5 separate regions of the Homo sapiens genome follow, and all the other regions are linked to region 1. A link is a contact called in ENCODE Hi-C or POLR2A ChIA-PET data. All regions are on one chromosome and are shown on one strand. The core of a region is the stretch at or near the end of the contact, and the rest is flanking DNA. Distances in the headings are between cores, read along the strand shown. Region 1 holds the start of MCL1 (MCL1 apoptosis regulator, BCL2 family member). Region 2 holds the start of PLEKHO1 (pleckstrin homology domain containing O1). Region 3 holds the start of VPS45 (vacuolar protein sorting 45 homolog). Region 4 holds the start of CIART (circadian associated repressor of transcription). Region 5 holds the start of PRPF3 (pre-mRNA processing factor 3).

Region 1 (5,305 bases), core at 160-2,659:
TACTTCCACTCCAAGGCCCCTTTCATCCTTAAGGCAAACTTACCCAGCCTCTTTGTTTAACTAGCCAGTCCCGTTTTGTCCTTACGAGAACGTCTGTGATACTTTCTGCTAATGGTTCGATGCAGCTTTCTTGGTTTATGGTCTTCAAGTGTTTAGCCACAAAGGCACCAAAAGAAATGAGAGTCACAATCCTGCCCCAGTTTGTTACGCCGTCGCTGAAAACATGGATCATCACTCGAGACAACGATTTCACATCGTCTTCGTTTTTGATGTCCAGTTTCCGAAGCATGCCTGAGAAAGAAAAGCATGCAGGTCCTCACGGCCTCCTTTGTCTAAACCGGCGCAAGATTCGCCTGCCCACCCGCGGCGGGAAAATCGCTACTGGGATTTACAGAACTCAGGTTGACCCCACTTGAAATTGACATCCCACCCTTTCCGGTCTTTGAACAAGAGCTGCCATTTCCAAAAGAATCAAGATGGGCGGAAACAATGACTCATGGCCAGAATATTCTGGCTTCAGGAATAGGATGAGACACGTTTCAACACTGACTCGTTTCGGTTTCCAACCCACCCTTGGCGGGTGAGTCCGGGGAGAGATGGAAAAAAGGGAGTGAGGCCTTGGCGATTAATGAACCCCCTTACCTTGGAAGGCCGTCTCGTGGTTGCGCTGCACGCCATCCCCAACCCGTCGTAAGGTCTCCAGCGCCTTCCTGCTGGTGGCCCCAGACCTGCCCATTGGCTTTGTGTCCTTGGCGCCGGTGGCCTGCTCCCGAAGGTACCGAGAGATAATCTCCAGCGACTGCCGGTACAACTCGTCCTCCTCCTCCTCTGCTGGCGGCGGCGTCGAGGGTAGTGACCCGTCCGTACTGGTGTTATTACCAGATTCCCCGACCAACTCCAGCAGCGGCAGGACAGCCGGCCGCTTCCCGAGAGGCTCCGGCTCGTACCCGTCCAGCTCCTCTTCGGGCGACATGATGGCGTCAGCGGCCGGGGCTTCCATCTCCTCAAGCGGCGCCGCGCGGCGGGTGGGCGCGAAGAAAAGCAGCCTCGCGGGGGTCGCGGTGACGTCGGGGACCTCGGCGCCAATGGGCGGCGGCCGCGCGACCCTCCGGGAGTCTGGCGTGAGGGTGGACGGGGGGCTTGCGCCGGCGCTTCCGCCAATCACCGCGCCGGCCTCCCCTCCCCCTATCTCTCGCCGGGCCGAGGCCTCCTTCTCCGTAGCCAAAAGTCGCCCTCCCGGGCGGGTGGCGCCGCCGCTGCCGGCCCCCAAGCCGGCCCCCCCACAGTAGAGGTTGAGTCCGATTACCGCGTTTCTTTTGAGGCCAAACATTGCCAGTCGCCGCCGCCGCCTGGCTGAGAAAACTGGGGAAGACCCCGACTCCTTACTGGAAGGAAGCGGAAGTGAGAAGTGGCGAGCAGCTCCTTTATCACGGTTTTAGGGCGGCCAGTCCTACGGGGTGGCGCCAGCGAACTCTTTTTTTTTAAAAAAAGTATTCCCATAAAAGGGGAAAGGGGCGGCAGCTTCCGGAGGGTTGCGCACGGCACCTACCAGCTGCCCGGCCGGGCCGGGGCGGGGCCGGGGCCGGGGCCGGGGCCGGGGCCTGAGCCGGGGCCTGAGCGGGGCCTTCCGGTCTTCGGAGGCTCTGAGTGCCGGTTACGTAACGGCGGCTCCGAGCGCCTGGGGTCCTCCCAGAGCTCCTGGGCTCGAGCTCTTTCCATGAGCACCTCGGGCCTTCTCGTGGCTACCTCTGTGCTTCCCTGAGACCTGATTTGTGAGCCCTTTTTGCTGGTTTTCGCCAGAGGTTTTTTACCAAATCAAAATTTCAACCATTGACTAACACAGGGGTTGAAGGAAGAGGACGGGGAAGTTCAGTGATGGATGGGAACAACAGTCTTAGATGATAGGGATAATTAAGAGGGCATAGTTGGGGACTTGTGGTTATTTTGCACAGCTCTCTACTCTCAGTCCAATGTTTGGAAATGAGGATGCTCCACGTGCTACCCTAAAGAACCATTTATGTAAGTGGACTAAGCTAAAACTGCCACAGCTAAACTATTCCTGCCTCCCTGCTTGCTTCTCCCATCTCTGTTCCATAGTCTTTGGTGCTATTTACATATAGGCCTTAATCCATTAGAATCTCGTCTGAGAGTCTTGACACCATTTTTTGTTTGTTTTGAGACAGTCTAGCTCTGTTGCCCAGGCTGGAGTGCAGTGGGGCGATCTCGGCTCACTACAAGCTCCACTTCCCACGTTCAGACGATTCGGTACCTCAGCCTCCCGAGTAGCTGGGATTACAGGCGTGCGCCACCACATCTGGCTAGTTTTTGTATTTTTGGTAGAGATGGGGTTTTCACGATGTTGGCCAGGCTGGTCTCGAACTCATGGCCTCAAGTGACCTGCCTGTCTCGGCCTCCCAAAGTGCTGAGATTACAGCTGTGAGCCACCTCGCCCAGCTGATTATTGTATTTTTAGTAGAGATGTGTTTCATGCGCGTCTGTGTGAAGACACCACCAAACAGGCTTTGTGTGAGCAACATGGCTGTTTATTTCACCTGGGTGCAGGCGGGCTGAGTCCGAAAAGAGAGTCAGCAAAGGGTGATGGATTATCATTAGTTCTTACAGGTTTTGGGATAGGTGGTGAAGTTGAGAGCAATGTTTTGTGGGCAGGGGTGGATCTCACAAAGTACATTCTCAAGGGTGGGGAGAATTACAAAGAACCTTCTTAAGGGTGGGGGAGATTACAAAGTACATTGATCAGTTCGGGTGGGGCAGAAACAAATCACAATGGTGGAATGTCATCAGTTAAGGCTATTTTTACTTCTTTTGTGGATCTTCAGTTACTTCAGGCCATCTGGATGTATACGTGCAAGTCACAGGGGATGCGATGGCTTGGCTTGGGCTCAGAGGCCTGACAATGTGGTTTCACCATGTTGGCCAGGCTGGTCTCAAACTCCTGGCCTCAGGTGATCCACCTGCCTCAGCCTCTTAAAGTGCTGGGATTACAGGTGTGAGTCACTGCACCCAGCTGACACCATTTATTTTTGTACTGATAATAAGGCACATTTGACTCTAGAGGTTTGTAAAGCCCTTGAGAACAAGGATCTTCTTATATGCCATGTATGTTAGTTAACGTTAATTAAAGCAGCCTTTTTGTTAAAAGATCTGTAAAAATAATAGCTAAAATTCAAAAGCAAGGTGCTGAGAGACATAGGAAAGGTGAGCAAGCTCACTTTTTATTTATTTTTTTGAGATGAGGTCTTGCCCTGTCACCCAGGCTGGAGTGCAGTGGCACCATCAGTGCTCATTGCTGCCTCAACCTCCTGGGCTGAAGTGATCCTCCCACCACAGCCTCGCGAGTAGCGAGGAACACAGGTGCATGCCCCTATACTTGGCTAATTTTTTTATTTCTTGTAGAGATGGGGTATCACTATTTTGCCCAGGCCGGTCTTGAACTCCTGGACTCAGGTGATCCTCCTACCTTGGCCTCCCAAAGTGTTGGGATTACAGACCGGGCTCTGTGCCTCATGCCAATAATCCCAGCACTTTGGGAGGCTGAGGTGGGTGGATCGCTTGAGCCCAGGAGTTTGAGACCAGCCTGGGAAACATGGCGAAACCCTGTCTCTACTAAAAACACAAAAATTAGATGGGTGTGGTGGTGCGCATCTGTAATACCAGCTACTCTGGAGGCTGAGACAGGAGAACTGCTTGAACCCAAGAGACGGAGGTTGCGGTGAGCCAAGATAGTGCCACTGCACTCCAGCCTGGGCAACAGAGCAAGACTTGGTCTCAAAAAAAATAATAATAATAATGAGGCCTGGCGCAGTGGCTCACACCTGCAATCCCAGCACTTTGGGAGGCCAAGGCGGGCGAATCATCTGAGGTCAGGAGTTTGAGACCAGCCCAACCAACATGGAGAAACTCCATCTCTACTAAAAATACAAAATTAGCCGGGCCGTGGTGGCACGTGCCTGTAATCCCAGCTACTTGGAAGGCTGAGGCGGGAGAATCGCTTGAACCTGGGAGGCGGAGGTTGCGGTGAGCTGAGAGTGCGCCATTGCACTCCAGCCTGGACAACAAGAGCGAAACGCCATCTCAAAAATAAATAAATAAATAAAGTGTTGGAATTATAGGCGTGAGTCTCCCTCTTGGCCAAAAGTTCCTAATCCCCAAAATGTCACAGTTTAGTAAGGTGATACGGCGTCCATACCACCCATTTATGTTTTGGGCAGGACCTAGAACCATAGGGGTTTATAGTATGAGTGGCAAGGATAGAGCATTTTGTGGTTATAGTGAATAAGAAATAGTTTCTCTATTTAAGGAATGTCTAATCTTGTACAGCAACTAACCATAATGTGAGATGGAATGTATGCTCTACACAAGGCATTAACAACTTCATTTTGGAGTTAAGAGGTTGGGAAATTCACTTTGGGCTGAGAGAGCTAGAGGAAAGTGTTATGGAGGAGGTAGCTTTGCTCTCATGCTTTATAAAGTAAAATTTTATCAGGTGGTAAAGTGGAAAGAGATTGAGGAAATAGGAGGAGCAATGATTTTTCCTTGTACAGAGGCTAAAAAAGGAAATGCAAGTTTCACTTTAAAATAAATTGCATTTATTCATTATTTGTTATTATTATTTTTTGAGACGGGTATCACCATGTTGCTCAGGCTGGAGTGCAGTGGTGCAGTCTCGGCTCACTGCAACCTTGACCTCCTGAGCTAAAGTGATACTCCTACCTCAGCTTCCCAAGTAGCTGGGACAACAGGCCAGCACCACCATGCCTGGCTAATTTTTGTGTTTTTTTGTAGAGATGGGGTTTCACCATGTTGTCCAGGCCAATCTCGAACTCCTGGCCTCAAGCCATCTGCCCTCCTTGGCCTCCCAAAGTGCTAGGATTATAGGCATGAGCCATTGCAACTGGCCCTGTTTGTTAGGAAACAAGTCTTGGTCGGGCACGGTGGCTCACGCCTGTAATCCCAGCACTTTGGGAGGCTGAGGCGGGCAGATCACGAGGTCAGGAGATCAAGACCATCCTGGCCAACACGGTGAAACCCCGTCTCTACTAAAAAAAAAATACGAAAAATTAGCTGGGCATGGTGGCGGGTGCCTATAGTCCCAGCTACTCAGGAGGCTGAGGCAGGAGAATGGCATGAATCCGGGAGGCAGAGCTTTCAGTGAGCCGAGATCGTGCCACTGCACTCCAGCCTGGGCAACAGAACGAGACTCTGTCTCAAAAAAAAAAAAAGAAAGAAAGTAACAAAGTCTTGCTATGTTATCCAGGATGGTCTACAACTCCTGTCCTCAAGGGAT
Region 2 (5,172 bases), core at 1,374-3,873, 430 kb before region 1:
GGATCACAGGATGGAGCAGGGCAGAGAGAAAGAGAGGACACCAGAGATTTATGTAACATCTTAAGAGAGCAGACAGGCAGGGAAGGTTCTGCAGCCCACATGCATCTGCTGTGGAATCTGAAAATTACTTTAGACGGTTTTTCTTTTTCATTAGCCCCTCTGCCTAATGTTTCACAATGCTCTGGCACCTATCTGATGAGGCACGAAAGGAACCCTGGACCTTGCATATAGGAGACACTCAAATACTTATTTATCTATCTATGTATCTATTTTTGAGACGGAGTTTCACTCTGTTGCCCAGGCTGGAGTGCAGTGGTGCAATCTCGGCTCACTGCAACCTCTGCCTCCCAGGTTCGAGCTATTCTCCTGCCTCAGCCTCCCAAGTAGCTGGGATTACAGGCGTGTGCCACCACACCCAGCTAATTTTTTTTTGTATTTAGTAGATATGGGGTTTCGACATGTTGGTCAGGCTGGTCTTGAACTTCTGACCTCAAATGATCCACCCGCCTCGGCCTCCCAAAGTGCTGGGATTACAGGCGTGAGCCACCACACGCAGCCCAATATTTGTTGACTGATAGAAACTACTGGGAAAGGAGGAAGATGGGGCAAATGATGAATTACTTTTTTCCCATAAATCAGAATCTATTTAAATGATAACTCTAAACCACTCCTGTGTGTTTGTCCAGCAAGCCCTCAAAAAATCGTGCAGGCTATTTGCTCACCAGTACATTTGGACATTTTGCATCCTCACATATGAAGACACCCTGGATTTGCTCATTATTTTTTCATCGCTCTTTAAACAGGGGGTTAGAAAATAGAGACGGTGGAAAGGGGACAAGATGGTTTGGGGAACGTGGTGTGTGCACACTCATGCCCATGGGAGGGGGTTACAAAATCTGAAGAGGAGACTGCAGTCAGGAAGCCTGGATTCTAATCCATTTAGCCAGTAACTTGATGTATAAACTTGGGCAAGTCAGTTTATCTGGCATGCCCTGTTTCCTCATTTTCCAAATGGAAATATTAATACTCTATATACCTTACAAGGTGGCATTAAAAGTGTAAAGAAATGACATATAAGAGCATTTTGAAAGGATAAAGTTCTGTGTCAGTCTAAAATCGTGGAATTAATTGGTATGGTGAATGGAAAGAAGTTGAGAGGAATATCATTGGATTAGGAGGAAAGGTGGAACTGGAAAAGAGAGGGAGCCCCTCCTTCATTTGACAGACACCAGAAAAAGTCAAAAGAGCCTCCACTATTCAAACCACAAATCTAGCCAACACTTTTATCTTGAGACATCTCTGGAAAAATGATTTTTCCTTTTCCCTGCTCCTCAGTGCCAGGGATTTTTATTCATTTTGTGGTTACTGCATGCTTGCCATATGCCAGGCAATGTGTTTATTAGCTTATTATGATTTCAAAATTAGCCCTGGAAGACAACACATATCTTCAAAGGACTCTCAGAGGTCATCTCATATCTTCCCCTAGCTTTCCTTGTTGATAAAAATGGCAGTTCATCCCTCACCACTTAATACGTGGAGGGACGCGGGCCTAAAGAAATTCAGTGACTTGACCAAAGCCCAGAGTGGTGATGAAACCAGTACCCAAGCGCGGGGTTTCTCACTCCCCTTTTCCATCACACGTATATATATTAAAAAGACATGAAGTTACTAAGATGTGTCCTGGAGGCTCTGAGGCAGATCTGCTGTAGGAGGGATCAGCAGAGGCTTCTCTAGTCAGGGCATTCTCTGGGCGTTCAGCCCTTCCCTCCACTGGGCTCCAGCGCTGTAGAGAGGGTGGGGTTTTTACCTATCAGTATAGCGGGAAAAGATACCCAGGTGGCAGGAAGTTTAAGCCTCACCTGGAACTTATATTGAAAGCCACTTGGTAGAAAGGATAATGGTTTGGAGACAGAGTTCTATTCCTGCCAGCATTGACACTGTGTCTGAAAAGCCAGCATCGACACTGTGTCTGCAAATCCCTCAGCTATTCTGAGTCTCCGTTTTCTCCCTGTGAGATGGAGATCATAAAATCCGCCTCATCCTTAGGATTATTCTCCTGAAGCTACAATAAGGCCTGAGGCATTGTACGCTGGAAGAAACGTGTATTAATAGCAACTTCTGTCCCACCCCATCCCCCAACACGTCGATCCCCTCCGGAGCATAAAACTTTCCCCCAGCATCTGACCTGCCCAGGCCACCCTAGCACCTAGGAGCGTGAATTCCTGATGCGGGTTGTGGGTGGCGCGCCCTCCCGGTTCCCGCTCTCGTTTTTGTTTTTGGTCGGGTAAGGCGATGCTGTAGAGGCTGGCGATCTCCAGTCTTCACGAATCCGCACGTCTCTCCATTATCCACCGCGCCCGCCCACTGGGCCCCGGGGCGGCCGGCGGCCGGGTCTCTCGGGCTCCGCGTGTCGCCCGAGCCGCCGCCGGAGCGAGGGTCCCTGCCCCCTGGGGAGCGGTCTCCAGCCGCTTCGAAGCCGCCTTCTTCCCCCTCCGTGAGTCAGAAACAAAGGCGGGGGGGCGGGGGGAGCGCCCGAGCTGCGGCTCCGCGATTCGCCCTTTATTCTGAACTCGCAACGTCAGCGGCCCGCGGATGGAGCTGCGGGGTGCGGACTGGGCCGCCCACAGCGCACCGGGCCGGGGGAGCGGCCGCGCTGGGCCGGGCGGGCGGGTGGCGGGGGTGCGCTCGGGGACCCGGGCCGCGTGGGCGCCGGGATGGAGGGCGCCAAGGGGCGGGGAGCGGGCGTGCGTGTGTGTGCGAGTGCGAATGCGAGGGAGGCCGGCCTTGAGTGAAACCGGAGCTACAAAGAAGGGGAGAGTCCGGGAGCGGGAGGGCGCGAGGGAGGAGCGGCGGCGCCGGGGCAGCTCCGACGCCCTCCCGCGGGGAAGGAGCCCCCGCGGTGCCGCCGAGGCCCCGACGCGGGGCCGCCCCTCGGCTCGCCGCCCCGCGCCCGCGCCCGCTGGGAATGATGAAGAAGAACAATTCCGCCAAGCGGGTGAGTGCGCTTGCCCGCCCTGCGGCCGCCGCCGCCTCCGCGCTCTGACGACCCCCGCTCCGTCGGCGCCGCGGCGGCCTGGGAGACCCACGGCCCGGCCGCGCCCCCGCCCCGGCGGCCCGGTCCCCTCGGCCTCGGCCCCGCCAGGCGCCCGCGGGGGCTTTTGTTTGTTTACTCGCCTCGGGGGGCTTCAACTTGGCTGAGTTTCCCCACGACCCGCACCTCCCCCGCCCCCGGGCGCCGGGCGAGCGTTTGCCTCGCGCTCCGCCGTGGCGAGGAGACAATGGGAGAGAAAACCAGAGAAACGCCGTTAGTCCCCGCGCGGCGAGGACGGGGCGGCGGGGGCGCAGGGCCTGGAGGGAACCTGGGAGCCTCTCCGCGCCCGGCCGGCGCCCCTGCCACTTGCAGCCCCGGTTGTTTATTCGGGAGCGGGGGAGGGGAGCGGGGGGAGTTCCTCGGAGTGAAAACCTTTCCGAAGTGGGAGCGAACCTGGGGCGGCCCCCCGCCCCCCGGCCGCAGCCTTCGGAGGAGACTGGGCCGCCGAGGCGGTCGTGAGAGACGGACGGAGAGGAAGCGCCGGCTGGAATCTCCTAACCGCCCGCTTCTCATCTTGTCCTGGGGCAGGGACCTCAGGATGGAAACCAGCAGCCTGCACCGCCCGAGAAGGTCGGCTGGGTCCGGAAATTCTGCGGGAAAGGGATTTTCAGGGAGATTTGGAAAAACCGCTATGTGGTGCTGAAAGGGGACCAGCTCTACATCTCTGAGAAGGAGGTGGGTGCCTCTTGCCTCTAACTCTCCGTTTTCTCATAGCCCCCACTTTGTCACTCCCCAAGGGCTCGCCTAGCTTACTCCACCCCCGTTTTGTTCCAAAGGCAAGTTCAGTGGTCTCCTCTCTACCCCCATCTCATCTGCAGAGAAAGGCCACCCTTTAATGAGAAGACCAGAGTGAGAATTAGAAGTTGAGTTGGCCGCTTACTCAGTGTTTTTTTGTTTGCAAATACCTTTCTAACAACGATAAGCCCCTCCCAAGATGCCCCAGAAGTTCTAAGTGTCCCTTGCTGCCTCCCACCCTAACCTGGCCTCCTGCATATAGGATTTCTTTTCTATTTCTGCTGAAACAGTTTAGCCTATTCGCCACCCCTTCCTGTCCCCCCACCTTAACCCAGCCAGCCTCCCCTTTCCTGTCTGTGGCAGGAGCGTGCACAGGTCCTGTCCGTGGCGCATCCGCCCTGAATCACAGAAAACACGCACCCCGCCGTCAGGCCCCTGTGACCTCGGGTGTGTGAGTGGCAGTTATTTTCGTTGAAGCCAGTGTCCCTAACCAGTATGCTCTCTGTTCCCCACCCCCACCCCATTTAAAAAAGGCAAGGAACCCATTTTCTACCCACTTCCTGCCCACCCCTCCATTTGTATCAGAAGGGAGAGAAATGGAGTTAAGAACCCCTGTATGTCTTTGGATAGCTTTGGCTGTGTAGTTAACCATGAAAACCACAGTCTACACTGTGTCAAGACCTGAGCTATGATAATTGAATCCAGACCCATCTCCCTTTTTTCCCTAAGTCTTGGGATCAATAACGTGTACTAATGTGGAGAAATCAGAATTGCCCCTACAGTGGTTAGAAGTCATTCCATTCCCTGCCTCTGTGACTGTCCAAAGGCAGTCAGTATAGCCTGGAAGACTGTCCTGTGTACCGGTTAGAGTGGCCCTTCCTCCCGCCCTCACGGGAGGTATTCTGTGTTCCCTCACCCAGGGCTAACTGGGAAGTCCTCCCTGAGTTCTAACCTCTTCTGCTTTCTGCAGTAGACATCCTTATTCAGTAGATTATATTTAGGTAAATAAAACCTTTTATGGTATTGAAACATACACACACACACCCTGAGACAAAGTACTCATCTAAAAGAACATCTACTGAGGCATCTAGGGAAGAACTAAGCTGTGCCACAGCCAAAGAGATCCCTCTTAAGGGTATTGAAACCTAGCTGTTTACACAAAACTAGCAAGTTGGTGATGGAAAGTCTTAGGAGTGAGGTGAGGGCACTTTTCTTGGTCTGTCATCCAGGCAGGAATGCAGTGGCTCAATCACAGCTCACTTCAGCTTCCACCTCCCAGGCTCAAGTGATCCTCCCACCTCATCCTTGGAGTAGCTGGGACTACAGGTGGGTGCCACCATGTCTGG
Region 3 (5,175 bases), core at 2,310-4,809, 510 kb before region 1:
TCTCACAAATTCATGAGGTAGGTTACGTTATTACCATTTATCTGATGAAGAAATGGTTAGAGAAATTAAGAACACTGCACAAATACTAGTTGTATGACACAAGTAATCCTTTCTTTCTTTCTCTTTCTTTCTTCTTTTCTCTCTTCTCTTCTCTTCTCTTTTTTCTTTTCTTTTCTTTCTGGCAGAGTCTCACTCTGTTGCCTGGAGTGCAGTGGCATGAACATGGCTCACTGCAGCCTCGATTTCCAGGGCTCAAGCAATCCTACCGCACGCTTCTCAAGTAGCTGGGACCACAGATGTACCCGCTACACCTAGCTAATTTTTAAATTTTGTGTAGAGACAAGGTTTAGCTATGTTGCCCAGGTTGGTCTCAAATTCCTGGGCTCAAGCAATCCTCCTGACTTAGCCTCCCAAAGTGCTAGGATTACAGGCATGAACCACTGTGCCTGGCCAATACTGCCATTCTTTATGCAAATATTTTTTTCAATTGTTATCAAGTAGGAAATCTAATTAACTTCAGTTTCATTGAATTTCATCTTTACTTCCTTCCTATCCATGGCTTATGAGAGAAGTGTTAACATGAAGCAACAAGGATTATAGTAAATAGAGAATTAATAATCTAAAATAACTGAGTTGGCCATATTGTTATTATAATTATGCTGAAGCTTATTTACATATTCTTTGTTTTGTGTTGAAGCCTTGAGCTCTGGTGGGGGAAAATCATGATTTTGATTAAACACAAAATGGGCAGTTAAACCTCTAAATAGTATACATGGAGAAAGCTGAAGTACATTTAATTATTTAGATAATCATTCCTGATTATTTAACTTACATATTTACAAGCCTAAATAAAATGTACAAATGTAAATAGTGCTTTTTTTTTTGGAGACAGGTCTCACTCTGTCACCCAGGCTGCAGTGCAGTGGCACACTGTAACCTCAACCTCCTGGGCTCAGGTGATCCTCCCATCTCAGCCTCCCAAGTAGCTGGGACTGGAGGCGCTGGCCACCATGCCCAACTAATTTTTTGTATTTTTTTGTACAGACAGAGTTTCATCATATTGTCTAAGCTGGTCTTGAACTTCTGGACTCAAACGATTGGCCTCGCCTTGGCCTTCCAAAGTGTTGGGATTACAGGAGTAAGCCACGTGCCTGACCAATACTGCATTTTTTGACTTCCTGTTTTCTATCCTTAAAGCACTGATTTCTTGGACCCAGTGAAAACAAATTTTTCAAGTTGAAGATTTTAAGTTAATGTAGTCATTCATATTTGAAGGATGTCATGATTTATTTTTTAAATTTAATGTCTTTACTATTGAAAATATTTCTTGTTATTATAGTTTACTTATACCCTAAATTAAAAATAAGTAGGCACTTCATATTCTGGATTTGCTGTCACTTGCCTGCAACAAAACAAGTAACTGGGTTTATCCTGGATGAGTCACAAAGCAAGAGCTTGGATTTTATCATTGGTTTCAGTTCTATTTTTAGAGGTATGGGGATACAAAAGAAGTTCTTAATTTGGAGACATTTAAAATGGCTTGTGTGGTTTTCTTCAGGAAGGAAGGATGCTGTCTAACTTCAGGACCATCACAGCACCCTTTAAATATGTAATAATTATTTTGTTCAAAATGTTTATGTTCCATATCTTATCGCTCAATGTATAAAATATCACTGCCACTGACATCAATGAAATTTTATGTGAAATGGAATGAGTTAGTAAGTGTCAAGTAGGTATTTTCCTCGTCCCTCAAAAAGTTATGTGCCCAAGTATAAATCATCAAAAGGATAAAGATTCTTTCCATCTATTGCTTACAGACTGACTATTGTTTAAAAAGGCACGAATTTCATAGACAAGTCTTTATCTCCTTCTTTCTTAAAAAAGCACAGAAAATGGGGAAAAATCTTCTATACTGCAATCTAAATTATAGGTAAGAAAAATAAAAACCAAGTGACATAGGAGATTGGCAGTGAATTTTCAAATATCAGTAATTTACAGGATTTACAGGATTTTCATTAGCGTTGTTTCCATGTTTTCTGTAAGATACGAACATTTAAATTGATAAGAATGGAATGTTCATATAACATTTCTTGTATCCATTTAAAGATTCACATTTTCACTTTAATATATAACTTAAGACTTTTCTTTCAAAACACATCTAAAAATTAGTAAAATGCCTAAAGGGAAGCTTTATTTACTTGGTAGAAAAGCTGAAAGAAAAAAAACATATTCTTCACAATTTCAGAGGTGACAAAAATCTCTTATATTTCAGTAGTTTCTGATCTCCCTTAAGGGATTTGAGAATTATATATAATATTGCATAATCTTAAGCTGATTAATGTTAAAGTGCTATTGGTCTATTTTAACTGTGTACTTCTTAAAATATAATGAAAGAATTTATTTGGTAATCCTGAATCTATTGACCTCACAAACACTGGTCATTATTTTGGTGGAAATATTCATAAGCATTTTTAGTTACTGATTTCTAACAATTGTTTCTTATTATCTTCCTGATTTTACAATTCCCCAAAGTAAAGGTGCGAAAAACAAACATCTACCCTCCTTTTCGACAAATGCCATGATAGAGGGGAGACCTGTGTGGTGTAAAGACAAATGCAGACATTTGGAAGTTGATGGTTTTAAGATTCAGTAAAAACTTGAGAGTTTTGGCTTCAAATCCCCACGCTAGTTTTAGTTCTACCGGATACGTGTCCCCTACCCATTTCAAAGGACCCAGTCACCTCGGCTCTTGCCTGAGTTTCAGAGTCCCGCCGGAGTTAGAGCTGGCAGAGTCCAATTGCTCAGAGCGCCGAGGCGGGGGCGGGGCAGGGGGACGCTTGCAGGTCCGGTGGTCCCGCGGGCTGCGAGCCCCCACGGCCGACCCTAGCTGCAGACCCTCCTGGAGAACCTCAGGCCTTTCCCCCAGAAACATCCCTAAAAGGCGTTCCCTTTGTTCATTCATTCAACAAATATTTGTTCAATCTCATATGCCCCTCTGTCTTGGGAAAACCAATTAGGGCCTCTGCAGCCTCAACACAGGGGCACTGTTCCCGCCTATTAATGACGCAATGAACCCGGGAAGACGAATCTCGACCACTGTTTCGCAAATACCGCGTGTGATTTATTAAATGCCGTCTCTCCGAGTCCCAAGCGGCCGGGAGCATTATGCCACCTCCCTTGCCCTCATCTCTCACTGCCATGCAAGAAAGCGTTAATGGCAAATAGGGCACGTAGCCACACTCCGTCGTTCCTGCTTCCAAGCAAACCTTGTGCCAGGTTCCTCATTTCGCGAGGCTCCACTCTCTTGGGCTTCAGGCTGCCGCTGGGCCTCCAGCACCAAAGGGCAATAGGGGTCTGAGAGTCCGGGCCTCAGGCATCTTCAGGCCGCAGGTGGGTGGAGAATAACGCCCGCGCGTGGCAGCGGCCCAGGCCGTCTCAGCCGGATTTTTCCATCCCCGGGGTAGGCTTGGTCCCCTGTACACTCCAGCGGAACTACAACTCCCAGCACCGTGGCTGCCCGGACTCCCGGAAGCCGAATCCCGGCTGGGAGGAAGCAGCTGAGACCCGGCCAACAGACTGGGGGTTAATTTAGCCAGAAAAGGGGGCGGGAAGGGCTGTAGGGTACTTGTCAATTCGCCGCCATGAACGTGGTTTTTGCTGTGAAGCAGTACATTTCCAAAATGATAGAGGACAGCGGGCCTGGTATGAAAGTACTTCTCATGGATAAAGAGACGGTGAGTTTGCTTTTGCTCAGCATTTGTGAAGGAACCCTCTCAACCTTACAATTGCTCGTCCCATTCCACTGTAGGACTTAGCATTTAATTAAACATACGAAAATGAGGGTCGGTTTGTGTGGAATTGAAAAGTTGTTTATATAAAGCTTGCCCGGTGGGTTTTCAGTCTACATGGCTCCAGCCACTGCCTAGAGACTACTTCTACCCGGAACAATTTATTGGAATCAGAAATCCTTTTCTAAATGTCCCCGCCAAGAAATCATTAATATGTCAGAGCACTTGGAAGGCTTTGGGATGGGCCTACTGTTTCCACTCAACATTGTGTTTTTAAAGTAAAGCTGTTGGAGCTCAAGCTGAAATGACAGATTATTTGTTGGCCACAGACCAGAAAACAAAACTCTTTAAGGTGATAGAAAAAAATATTTTTGGAAACTTATGGATTGTTCCTGTTCAAAGAGACCATGTTTTTTGTTTTTAATCTTGAAGCTTCAGCTGAAAGGATAGAGCGTATTTTTCATTCTCGTATGTTACCTACCTGTTTGGATGTTCAGTAAATGTTTTCCGTATATTACTATTTAAGTTATCCAGCTAAGTATTAATGAAAAAAGAGGGTTAGATGTGCTACTTGTTTTTATTATTCTAGACTAGCATACTTTTAGTTAATCTTTTGTTTTTACAGACTGGCATAGTGAGTATGGTATACACACAATCGGAGATTCTACAGAAGGAAGTGTACCTCTTTGAACGCATTGATTCTCAAAATCGAGAGATCATGAAACACCTGAAGGCAATTTGTTTTCTTCGACCTACAAAGGTACTGCATAAACTGAGCTTCCATCTGCCCAGGCAGATGCAGAACACTCTGATCTGAAAGCATTAAGAAGGCAAAATAAATTTGTATTATCATAATTTGTGGCATCATAATTATCCTGGTTCATCAGTGTTATAACCTTCATTTTTCTTGTTTTGTTTCCATATTTCAGTTGACCCCTTACAGCCAGTTCTTCCTTCAAGATGTTTTTTAGGTTCACAGCCATTCCCATTGCCACTAATGAACTACTCTTAACGGAGACCCACATTACTTTATTCCTGGATTAACCTCCGTATCTGTCACATTGAACACCATCAACACTTAATTTTATATACAGCTATGAGTGTCTTGAATCTTTGCCACTTTATTCACATTTATGCTCAGGAACCTGTGGTGGCTTGATGTTACTTCCATGATTAAATCTATATTTAGCCCAGCCATTAAAGCCCTACTTTGTTGGTTTGATCTGCCCATGTGTATCCAGCCTTCCTATGTCCTAGGTCTGCTTCTCCTCTATAGCCAGCTAGGCTACTGTTGGAATGAGCAATTCTACATGCTCATTCCTGTTCCTTGTTTTTTTTTTCTTGCACTGATTAAAAGTTCTTTGGCCATTTGTCACTTTTTATCCAT
Region 4 (5,573 bases), core at 662-3,161, 300 kb before region 1:
GATCATAGAGAGATTCAGCAGGAGGTGAAAGGACTGTGGAGGAGAGGGGTACACACACATCTTTCCCAGGAGCTATCACAGAGCAATCCCAGCTCAGAATATCTGGGGAGTTTCCATAGAGTGTGGGGGGCATGAAGGGGTTTCTCGGGTCTCCTGACTCCTTTTATTTTCTTTCTTTCTCTGCTTTTTTAGGTGGAAGAAGGCTGCTATGACTCTTTGGATGGGAGTCTGGCAAGAGGAAATTGGAAGATAAAATAAATAATAAGTGAAATAATCTGGTTACCATCTACTCCTTCATGAGTCTGTTCTAAAGTCACAACTAAAGAGAGCGCCAGGATTTAGAGGCAGCAAGCGTAGATTGGAAGGGGAGGTGGGTGACAATTGAATTAGAGGGCATTATGGACTGAATAAACCTGCAGTTTGGAGAAGACTGGAGAAGGGCACCCACAGACAACAGGTTTATTCACAGTCCATATTGGTAATTCTCTTGTTTTATTTTATTAAGTATGGTGTTGAAACAGTGTGCTTGGGGAAACGAGGTTGAGGTTTTAGAATCTTTTTTTCTTTTTATAAGAATAAGCACATTGTTAAAACATAAGGTAAAATATCAAAAACTACTTAGAATAGACTTAAAATATTCACACCTACCCACCCCTACCCACACCTCTGTCCAACAATGTGCCTTTTGCAGTTGGTAATTATGGCAGGGACAAACTCACTTAAATTTTTTTTTAATTCGCTATCCTCGGGACCCTAATTAGAATTGGGCTGCCCCCTTGCGGTCTCTCCGACGTCCTATCTTCAACCAGCTCACAGTCCTTGGGCCCTGCTCTCCTCTCCATTGTACTCTCAAAATGCAAGGCGCAACGACAATAGTAACGTCCCAGTTACTTCTGAGACTCTCTAAACTCTGGACTTGCCTCCCTCCCCTCCTTCAAAGTCTTTCGAATCTTCTCCAGCGGACAAATGAAGGGACTGAAGCTGGACAAAACCATAACCTAGGAGATCAGGGACCTACCCCATTCTGTTCCCCGTGCTTGGAATCAGATAATTTAGGACGCCGGGCCCGAGAAGCCTGGATAAAAAAGTCAGGAAAAACTGAGTTTCGTTTTGACCTCTAGCGTCGTGGCGGGCTGGCATCTGAGCTGGTAACGTGCGTGGTAGGTTATGTAAGAAAAGGGATGGAGGAGCCGCCCCAGCGGGAGCCAGAAAGGACGCGGTGTTCTCGGTTGCAATCCCCACCCTCCTCACCCAGCAGGGCAGGAGGCACCCAACTTGGAGGAGAAAGGGGTGGGGGAGGTGAAACAGAGACCGGAGAGTCACGAGGGCTGGGCCGCCGAGAGCAGGAGAATATACCGTGTCACACACCTCCATTCTCTCACACACGTTGCAGACACAAATCACTGACGGTTTCCACGTGCTGCGCTCGTGAGCGGAGGTGTTCAAAGAGGGGGCAGATGAGTTACTTCCCGAGACGGAACCGGGGGTCCCACGTCCGCCGCCTTCAGTAGCACAACCAATCTCTGAACACTCAAACCGCGCATCTCTGGCGCATCACCATCCTATTTAAGGCCACGGGCTCCGCCCTTTTCCTCCCCTCCCTTCTTTTCCACTCTTTTTCCATCCTCCTCCTTTTCTCATCACCGGGTCCTCTCCAGCAGCCGCATGTAGGGGAGGAGCACGGAATGCTTCCCTTACAGCCAATCATCACCTGGCTGCCTCTCTACTGGCTGAGCCCCTTTGTACTGTAGCAAATGGGCTATGGACTTCAGTAACTAGAGTCACGTGTTACCGGCGACACAACCAATGAGGGCGCGAGATCTGTGTAAGCAGGGGGAGGCACGTGCCGGGCCGCACGTGTCTGGGAGGGGGGGGAAGGGGCGGGGCCCACTGAGAGAGGCGGAGGTGGGTAGATAGACCCGGAGAGACGGCGAAGGAGCTGGAAACCGAGCCAGGGCTGAGCCGGCTGACAACAGGTAAGGAGATTCGGAGGACAAAGCGAGCTGTTAGGGAGTATTTGGGAGTGGATTTGGGGGCTGAATGCAGATCTTGGTATTGGGAGGGTTTGCATCACGTGGCAGGTGCGAGCCCAGAGAGACCGGCGCAGGGATCCTGATCTTGAAAGATTGGGAGAGGGCAGGAGGCCAGTCTCTATGGGGGCGGTTCCCGTAGGATCACCAGGTGGGTTCGCGTGCCCAGATTGACTGCTTGTGGGTGGCATGGCCTCAGGTGGAGAGGCTTGCTGCGGACTCAGGCTGGCGAATAGCCCTGGCGAACAACGGGCGGAGGGGAAGGTGTCTTTCAAGTCGGTATTTACTCTGAACTGAGGGAAGAAAAGAACGGAGGCCGCGTCAGACCGAGAGCTGCTCTGCGGCGGCCAGAGAGGGAATCCCAAGCTCTTAATGGGCGGGGGTGGGGGTAGAAATGTCTTTTTCTATTGTGTTTGAGACCGGTAATATTGGGGAGGGGGAGAACAAGTATTATCCCACGCAGTACACCCCAATCTCCCAGTTCATTTCCTAATCCTTAAACTCTGGTTTCAAACTCCCTCGCTTTGCTCTTCAGTTGCAGGTTCCGATCTTTGGGTACTCCAGGAGCTGTTCTATAGCCCCTGCTTCTGGACCTATGGATTCTCCATCTAGCGTTTCTTCCTATTCCTCCTACTCTCTCTCTTCGTCTTTTCCCACCTCCCCAGTGAACAGTGACTTTGGCTTCCCCTCTGATAGTGAGAGGGAGGACAAGGGGGCCCATGGGCCCAGGCCAGACACTGTTGGGCAGAGGGGAGGTTCACGGCCCAGCCCGGGTCCTATCCGCTGCAGGCATCGATCGAAGGTTTCCGGTAACCAGCATACACCATCTCATCCGAAACAGCGGGGTTCGGCTTCTCCTATGGCAGGATCTGGGGCGAAAAGATCAAGAGATGGTGAACTGGAGACCAGTCTAAACACCCAAGGTTGTACCACAGAGGGAGACCTGCTGTTTGCCCAGAAGGTAAGAGAAAGCAGGTGAAAGGAGATTCTCCTGGAGTGCCTTAGCACCCAGCTGGTTGATAAGGACCCTGTGAGGACAGTATTGACTCCCAGATTTGGAGGTGAAGGAAGAGCCACTGCTGGTGTGGGCAGTTTTTTGTCTTCTTACAGCCTTTGTCCTATTTTCCTACAGTGTAAAGAACTCCAAGGATTTATACCTCCTCTCACAGACCTACTCAATGGGCTGAAGATGGGTCGTTTTGAGAGAGGTAATCTTATTGTTGCATTCATTTGGGCTAGGTTCATTTCTCTTTCTCTTTCCCTCTTTTGACGTGTATTTCTCTGAAGTTCTTGTTTGGGGCCTATATTACTCCTTTTTTGCTACTATGACTTTATTATTATTATTATTATTATTATTATTTTGAGACGGAGTTTTGCTCTTGTTGCCCAGGCTGGAGTGCAATGGCGCGATCTCGGCTCACTGCAACTTCCACCTCCTGGGTTCAAGCGATTCTCCTGCCTCAGCCTCCCCAGTCGCTGGGATTACAGGCGCCCACCACCATGCCCAGCTAATTTTTGTTATTTTTAGTAGAGATGGGGTTTCGCTATGTTGGCCAGGCTGGTCTCAAACTCCTGACCTCAGGTGATCCACCCACCTCAGCCTCCCAAAGTGCTGGGATTACAGGCGTAAGCCACCTTGCCTGGCCCGACTTAATTTTTTTAGATCAATCAATTTTAACCCCCTTCTGTTCTTCCTTTACCTGACTACATGCTTGAATCTCAATCCTTAATCTCTCTCTGTCCCTGTCCCCAGGATTAAGCAGTTTTCAGCAGAGTGTGGCAATGGACAGGATCCAGCGTATTGTAGGTGTTTTGCAGAAGCCACAGATGGGGTAAGTCCCGCTGGTTCTTTGCTTGGGTCTTCATAAAAAGGAGATTTCTCCAATCCTGTTGCTGGTTTTTTAAAGCAACGTCATTTTCACAGGGAACGTTACCTAGGAACCTTGCTACAGGTAGAAGGGATGTTAAAGACTTGGTTTCCACAAATAGCTGCCCAGAAGTCATCATTGGGTGGTGGCAAGCATCAGCTGACCAAGGTAAGAACTTAAGAACACGAGGAAGAGGTGGGAAAATAGCCAAGAAAATGAAATGTGCATGCAGAAATGGCCCCTTTTGCCATTTTCTTTTGAGTCTTTTCTTCAAGTTTCTTTTCAGGGAAGGAAATTCCTAAACTTTCTGCATTGTCTTGATTCCTACATGTTTTGTTGTTGTTGTTGTTGTTGTTGTTTTGTTTGAATCACTGGGAGGAACTCCATGAAGTTTAATCCTATCCCTCATGCCACAGCTTATCTGCTTTCTGCGTAGATACAAAAGGCTTTTTACCTGGCCAAATGATTCATGCGGGAATACACCTCAGCTTCTCTCTGCAAACTCTTTTTTCCCTACTGCCCCCAAACCCTTCCCTTCTCCTTCTTTTCATTTCTGCCCACGTATCCTTGTGCCAAACCCTTTGACAGTTTTTGAGTCTACACTGGGTTTCAAGGACTGGTCATAAGAGGTACCTCACTGGAAGTAGGGGAGGGGGGCACCAATAGCAGCAGTGTTGATAGATTCTTAGACCTGGTATAGAAGTGACCTATTTTCAGCCGGGAGCGGTGGCTCACACCTGTAATCCCAGCACTTTGAGAGGCCAAGGCGGGTGGATCATGAGGTCAGGAGTTCGAGACCAGCCTGGCCAAGATGGTGAAACCCCGTCTTTACTAAAAATACAAAAATTTGCCAGGCATGGTGGCGCACGCCTGTAGTCTCAGCTACTCGGGAGGCTGAGGCAGGAGAATTGCTCGAACCCGGGAGGCAGAGGTTGCGGTGAGCCGAGATCGTGCCATTGCACTCCAGCCTGGGAGACAAGAGCGAAACTCCATCTAAAAAAAAAAAAAAGTGACCTATTTTCTGTCCTCAAATAATAGGGTATGTAGAGGGCATTCAAATGACGGAGAAGGAGAGTCTCCTGTAGATAATCACCAGTCCTAATTTTCAATCAGCCATGGTTATTATTGCTGTGACTAATCTATTAAAAAATAAGTAGGCCAGGCACAGTGGCTCACTGTAATCTTAGCACTTTGGGAGGCCAAAGCAGGAGGATTGCTTGAGCCCAGGAGTTTGAGACCAGCCTGGGCAACATGGTGAAGGCTGCTATCTACAAAAAATACAAAAAGTAGGTGGGCATGGTGGCGTGCACCTGTAGTCCCAGCTGAGGCTGGGTGGGAGGCTGAGGTGGGAGGATCTCTTGAGCTTGGGAGGTCGAGGCTGCAGTAAGCCATGATTGTGCCAGCCTCGTTGACAGAGTGAGACCCTGTCTCAAATATAAAATTTTAAAAAAACAGTAGGAGGATCTTGCCTGAATATTAATTTACACTTCTTAAAGAACTCAAGATAGAATATTCGAATTTAAATACAGAATTTGGGAAATGATGATTCCAATTAAAAATAGACTTCAAAGAAATTCTAAAAGGGATTATTTTATAAATAGTGAGAACCTATGGAACTGTTTGTTTTTTCTTCATCTCTGGATATCCAGTGTCTAATATAGTATGTGGTCCATAG
Region 5 (5,008 bases), core at 961-3,460, 260 kb before region 1:
GCGCCCGACCCTCTATTCTCTTTTGTTGGTTTACCTGCCTGTTCTTACGCCAGTACCACACTGTGTCTTACACATTACATTTAATCCTCACGATACCTTTTTGAAGTAGAGATTCTTATTCTATAATTGAGGAAACAATCTCAGAAAAAATTACCTGAAGGAAACACAGCTAGTAACCGGAAAGCTACAGTTTAAATGTATCCAATTCTAAAAATTGGAAATAAAATCAGTTTTGTTTTGTCGAGATGGAGTCTCCCTCTGTCGCCCAGGCTGCAGTGCAGTGGCGCGATCTTGGCTCACTGCAACCTCCACCTCCCGGGTTCAAGCAATTCTCCTGCCTCGGCCTCCTGAGTAGCTGGGATTACAGGTGCCCACCACCACACCCAGCTAATTTTTGCATTTTTTTTAGTAGGGATGGGGTTTCACCATGTCGGCAGACTGGTCTCAAACTCCTGACCTCAAGTGATCCACCCGCCTCGACCTCCCAAAGTGTTGGGATTACAGGCGTAAGCCACCACACCTGGCCTAAAACCAGTTTCTAGAAACACATTTCTCCATAGGGAATTGAACGCAGACTGTTAGAAGCACCAAAACAAAATAAATTTACAACAACCCTGCAATGTTGAAACTCATTAACCCATTCAACAGACTTTTTGAGTGAATATTTTGTGAGACATTGGTGTTAGAAGCTGTAGGTGGGGAAACTGATTTGTGAATAAGTTGAGCAGTAGGTTCAAACTCCCCCAACTTGTTCCTTCAGAGCCAGGCTTTATCCTGTTATGTCGTGCTGCCCCATCAGGGAAGGTGGGGCTTGGTATGTACATTGTTATCTTTAGATACAAAAATCTCCTACTATCTGGGGAATGTGAATAACCTCCCTGAAGAACAACTGCATCTTCTAGTCAGCCTACCACCAAGAAGACATTTTGGAACTTTAGTTTGGATAGTTTATAATATAAAAATAATGGAATTTTTTCCATTTCTCATATAAGAAATTGTGTCATAATACTGGACAATCTTTTTCCAAACTATCTTTGTCCACACACATGTTGTTATGAATCATCGATTTAAAGAGTCAGTAGGGGCCGGGCGCGGTGGTTCAACCCTGTAATCCCAGCACTTTGGGAGGCCGAGGTGGGCGGATCACGCGGTCAAGAGATGGAGACCATCCTGGCCAACATGGTGAAACCCCGTCTCTACTAAAAATACAAAAGTTAGCTGGACGTGGTGGTCGCGCGCCTGTAGTCCCATCTACTCGGGAGGCGGAAGTTTCAGTGAGCCGAATGCACTCCAGCCTGACGACAGAGCGAGACTCCGTCTCAAAAAATAAAAAATAAAAATAAAAAATAAAGGGTCAGTAGGTTAGAGCCTCATTTTGGAGAGAAGTTAATATATAGACCTATTGATAGAATGGAGAAAACAATACTGGTAGGTCTCACTTGTCATTTATTGAGCCCAAAGTGCTGGGATTACAGGCGTGAGCCACGGCGCCCGGCCTGACACCACTGTTAAATTAGGGAGAAAGGGTTTACTTTCTACCAGAAAGGCTGTGTTTGAACACAAACGCAGAAGCCTCGCTCTTCATTCTAGCCTAAGTTTACTTTTGCGCACTTATTCTCCATATGAGGAAAACAGCAAGTAGCCCAATTTCCGCTTCAGGAAGTTAAAGACATTAACTTGGCAGAAATCGGCCGGGCGCGGTGGCTCACGCCTGTAATCCCAGCACTTTGGAAGGCTGAGGCGGGCGGATCACGAGGCCAGGAGATCGAGACCATCCTGGCTAACACGGTGAAACCCCGGCTCTACTAAAAATACAAAAAATCAGCCGGGCGTGGTGGCGGGCGCCTGTAGTCCCAGCTACTCGGGAGGCTGAGGCAGGAGAATGGCGTGAACCCGGGAGGCGGAGCTCGCAGTGAGCCGAGATCGCGTCACTGCACTCCAACCTGGGCGACAGAGCGAGACTCCGTCTCAAAAAAAAAGCTAAAAAAAAAACCTTGGCAGAAATCTAGCTAATAGGTTTAGCCTGGGAAATAGAAAGCAAGGAAATTGCTCAGGGAAACTTTTCGGTTCTGCGACGCATGCGTTCAGCCTCCAAGAAAGTGGCAAATACGGCTGCGCGAATTGGCGGCCCGGCCCTCCTTGGTCACGTGTTGGGAGACAGCGGCGTGGCGGCGGCGGTGGCGGTAGCGACGGCACGCCGTAGGGCGGTCAGAAGGTTTCCGGTTCCGGTGTAACGTTCGGGCTCCGTCTCAGGGGCTGAAGTTTGTGAGGTGAGTAGTGGCCCCGGGCCCACAGAGGGTAATTCCAGTCCGCGCCACTGTGGCCGGGGACTCAGTCCAAGGGGAGGACCGAAGCGGGAGGGTTCAGCGGGAAGGAGTGTGAAAGGAGTACCTGGTTTGGTGGGAGAAGAGGTTGGAATGAGATTGTTGAGAGGAAAAGGGCGGGGGCGGGAAGGAGACCGGGTTGGGAGACCAGCTCTGGGGTGAGGAGTTTAGGTAGAACAAGGTAGAGTAAGAGACTGGTTGGAGTGACGGAGAGAGTAAAAATGAAGATTAGCGGGGGAGTGGGGGGCTGCAGAGGGAAACTCAGGTTGTAGCAAACAAGAGCACGGAGTAAGGAATTCCTTCTGAAGACTGGATTTGGATTCTGCTGCCTGCTCATTGAGAGGAGAGATCATTGTACCTCGCTTTCCTTCCGCACCCCCACTACCCCCGCACCTCGCAGTTATTGTTGAGCATTTGATTAGTGACAAGGCTAATTACCGTTTGAAACTTTTTTATCCATTGGCTGTTTAGTTTGCACGTCATCTTATGGAGGTAACAGTGGCACCTCATTTATTGCTTTGGGCTTTCAAATTGCTTATACTTTCTAGCCTATCATTCAATTCTAGTGGAATATAAGACCCGTTAAGGTGAGGACTCTTGTTAGTTTTGCTCACTGTTTTATGTATCCACCGCACCTAGTACATTGCTTGACACTTAGTAGTTACTCAATAAATATTTATTGAATGAATTAGGATGTAAATATGGCAGTACTCATTTTGTAAGATGGTAAACTGTGGCTCCAAAGAATTACTTAACTTGCCCAAGGGCTTGTAAATGGTGGGGCTCAGTGTCCCAACTGTTTCTGTGTGAACTCTTGTTTTCACTTTCTATGGCATCTGGATATGCCGCTTTTGTGCAATACATGTGTAATATGTAGAAATTGGTACGCTGTATGTCTACTCATTGTGGGGTAATAGAACCACCATAGAATTACTCACGTAACTTGTCACTGAGGCAGAAAATCTTTCAGTCTTAGTTTCATCACTTCAATCTACTAGCTTCCTTTGGATATACCAAAAGTGAGTCTATTTGGCATCAAGTCTTATAGACTCTAGTATAGAGGCTAAACTTACCAAGAATGTAGAAGTTAATCAGACTGGATTTTTTGGAGAAAAGATGTCTTAAAACATCTTGAAAGATGATTCCCAGATCTTTGATAAGTGGCACTGCTGGGAATAGCTGAGCTTGGAAATTGAGGTCAGTCAATTTATTGACTCCCATTTAGACACCTTTTTTTTTTTTCCCCGGGACGGAGTCTTGCTCTGTCGCCCAGGCTGGAGTGCAGTGGTGCGATCTCGGCTCACTGCAACCTCCGCCTTCCATGTTCAAGGGATTCTCCTGTCTCAGCCTCCAGAGTAGCTGGGATTACAGGTGCAGGTCACCACGCCCAGCTAATATTTGTATTTTTAATAGGGATGCGGTTTCACCATGTTGGCCAGGCTGGTCTCGAACTCCTGACGTCAGATAATCCACCCGCCTTGGCCTCCCAAAGTGTTGGGATTACAGGCGTGAGCCACCGCACCTGGCTTTTTTTTTTTTTTTTTTTTTTTTGGAGACACAGTTTCACTCTGTCGCTCAGGCTGGAGTGCACATGATTTTGGCTCACCGCAACCTCCGCCTCCTGGGTTCAAGTGATTTTCCTGCCTCTGCCTCATAAGTAGCTGGGATTACAGGTGCCCACCACCTCACCTGGCTAATTTTTGTATTTTTAGTAGAGACAGGTGCAGTGGGTCACGCCTGTAATCCCAGAACTTTCGGAGGTCAAGGTGGGCAGATCACTTGAGGTAAGGCATTACCTGGCCGATATGGTGAAACCGTGTCTTTATTAAAACTACGAAATTGGCCAGGCGTGGTGGTGCATGCCTGTAGTCCCAGCTACTTGGGAGGCTGAGGCAGGAGAATCAAGTGAACCCAGGAGATGGAGGTTGCAGTGAACCAAGATTACGCCACTGCACTCCAGCCTGGGCGACGGAGTGAGACTCTGTCTCAAAATAAAAATGAGGGTATTCTTTTCTGAGCTGAAGGATCATCAAGTCAGCTGATGGAGACCCTGTAGATTGAACATGATAATTACCTGTATGCAGAATTCCCACTGGGATGAATATGACCACAGAGAAATGTGACAGAACATTCTTTTTTTTTTTTTTTGAGACGGAGTCTTACTCTGTTGCCCAGGCTGGAGTGCAGTGGCGCGATCTTGGCTCACTGCAACCTCTGCTGCCTGGGTTCAAGTGATTCTCTTGTCTCAGCCTCCCGAGTAGCTGGGATTACAGGCGCCTGCCACCATGCCCAGCTAAATTTTTTTGTAGTTTTTAGTAGAGATGGGGTTTCACCATCTTGGCCAGGCTGGTCTTGAACTCCTGACCTCGTGATCCACCTGCCTCAGCCTCCCAAAGTGCTGGGATTACAGGCGTGAGCCACCGCGCCCGGCCAGAACATTCTTAAAGATCATGAGATTTAATTTAATATCTAAGATGACTGACCTGGATAAACCCTCTTTTACTTGCATACCTTAAAAGAAGGGAATCCTACATAAGTCAGGGTTGGGTTAGGGAATGCCTGCCTGGAAGTAGGAAGAATGGAAAAGCTGGCCTCTGGATGGGCTTTTTTAGTTCTGTTTTAGTGTTACTAGGTTTGCAAGTCCTTGTTGATATGACAGGATCAAGAAAGAAGCTAGAACTAAT

The links. Hi-C counts contacts between places; a loop is a spot of excess contacts on that map. ChIA-PET counts read pairs that join two places held with the same protein, here RNA polymerase II (POLR2A). Pooled maps may share reads with other maps.
Region 2: a loop to region 1 is called in a map with no recorded cell type, with 4 times the contacts of the local background. The contact joins the promoter of PLEKHO1 here to the promoter of MCL1 in region 1. A Hi-C loop is called at or near these places in 1 of 168 maps with a recorded cell type or tissue (sigmoid colon), 1 of 37 single-sample maps with no recorded cell type and 9 of 50 pooled maps. POLR2A ChIA-PET finds 5 or more read pairs at or near these places in 2 of 52 experiments (A673 and activated CD4-positive, alpha-beta T cell).
Region 3: a pooled map shows a loop between it and region 1 (13-fold over the local background). The contact joins the promoter of VPS45 here to the promoter of MCL1 in region 1. A Hi-C loop is called at or near these places in 5 of 50 pooled maps. POLR2A ChIA-PET finds 5 or more read pairs at or near these places in 2 of 52 experiments (CD4-positive, alpha-beta T cell and naive thymus-derived CD4-positive, alpha-beta T cell).
Region 4: a pooled map shows a loop between it and region 1 (4-fold over the local background). The contact joins the promoter of CIART here to the promoter of MCL1 in region 1. A Hi-C loop is called at or near these places in 1 of 168 maps with a recorded cell type or tissue (gastrocnemius medialis) and 8 of 50 pooled maps. POLR2A ChIA-PET finds 5 or more read pairs at or near these places in 3 of 52 experiments (PC-9, WTC11 and activated CD4-positive, alpha-beta T cell).
Region 5: a loop to region 1 is called in a pooled map, with 7 times the contacts of the local background. The contact joins the promoter of PRPF3 here to the promoter of MCL1 in region 1. A Hi-C loop is called at or near these places in 10 of 50 pooled maps. POLR2A ChIA-PET finds 5 or more read pairs at or near these places in 5 of 52 experiments (BJ, HCT116, HepG2 and 2 more).

What each region holds. Positions count from the first base shown.
Region 1 is chr1:150,578,201-150,583,505 of GRCh38, forward strand. It overlaps MCL1 (MCL1 apoptosis regulator, BCL2 family member), which reads right to left and starts at 1,410. Exons shown (of 3, transcript NM_021960.5): 1 at 643-1,410; 2 at 44-291. The coding sequence starts at 1,330. It overlaps LOC107985203 (a long non-coding RNA gene), which reads left to right and starts at 1,630. Exons shown (of 3, transcript NR_186818.1): 1 at 1,630-2,019. RefSeq lists enhancers at 1-867, 1-546, 547-1,264, 1,313-1,607 and silencers at 1,181-1,310, 1,381-1,720.
Region 2 is chr1:150,147,293-150,152,464 of GRCh38, forward strand. PLEKHO1 (pleckstrin homology domain containing O1) reads left to right here and starts at 2,624. Exons shown (of 6, transcript NM_016274.6): 1 at 2,624-2,995; 2 at 3,620-3,766. The coding sequence starts at 2,966. RefSeq lists silencers at 2,252-2,711, 2,852-2,931 and an enhancer at 2,564-3,064.
Region 3 is chr1:150,064,217-150,069,391 of GRCh38, forward strand. It overlaps VPS45 (vacuolar protein sorting 45 homolog), which reads left to right and starts at 3,560. Exons shown (of 15, transcript NM_007259.5): 1 at 3,560-3,734; 2 at 4,414-4,548. The coding sequence starts at 3,642. It also overlaps a transcript of OTUD7B not described here. RefSeq lists a silencer at 2,737-2,976 and an enhancer at 3,187-3,516.
Region 4 is chr1:150,280,643-150,286,215 of GRCh38, forward strand. CIART (circadian associated repressor of transcription) reads left to right here and starts at 1,912. Exons shown (of 5, transcript NM_144697.4): 1 at 1,912-2,991; 2 at 3,163-3,238; 3 at 3,784-3,862; 4 at 3,955-4,066. The coding sequence starts at 2,626. It overlaps LOC124904414, which reads right to left and starts at 1,540. Exons shown (of 2, transcript XM_047438213.1): 1 at 1,019-1,540. The coding sequence starts at 1,374. It overlaps C1orf54 (chromosome 1 open reading frame 54), which reads left to right. Exons shown (of 6, transcript NM_024579.4): 6 at 193-274. RefSeq lists enhancers at 787-896, 978-2,178, 1,217-1,296, 1,653-2,594.
Region 5 is chr1:150,319,323-150,324,330 of GRCh38, forward strand. PRPF3 (pre-mRNA processing factor 3) reads left to right here and starts at 2,211. Exons shown (of 16, transcript NM_004698.4): 1 at 2,211-2,270. RefSeq lists enhancers at 1,325-1,890, 2,020-2,069, 2,260-2,309.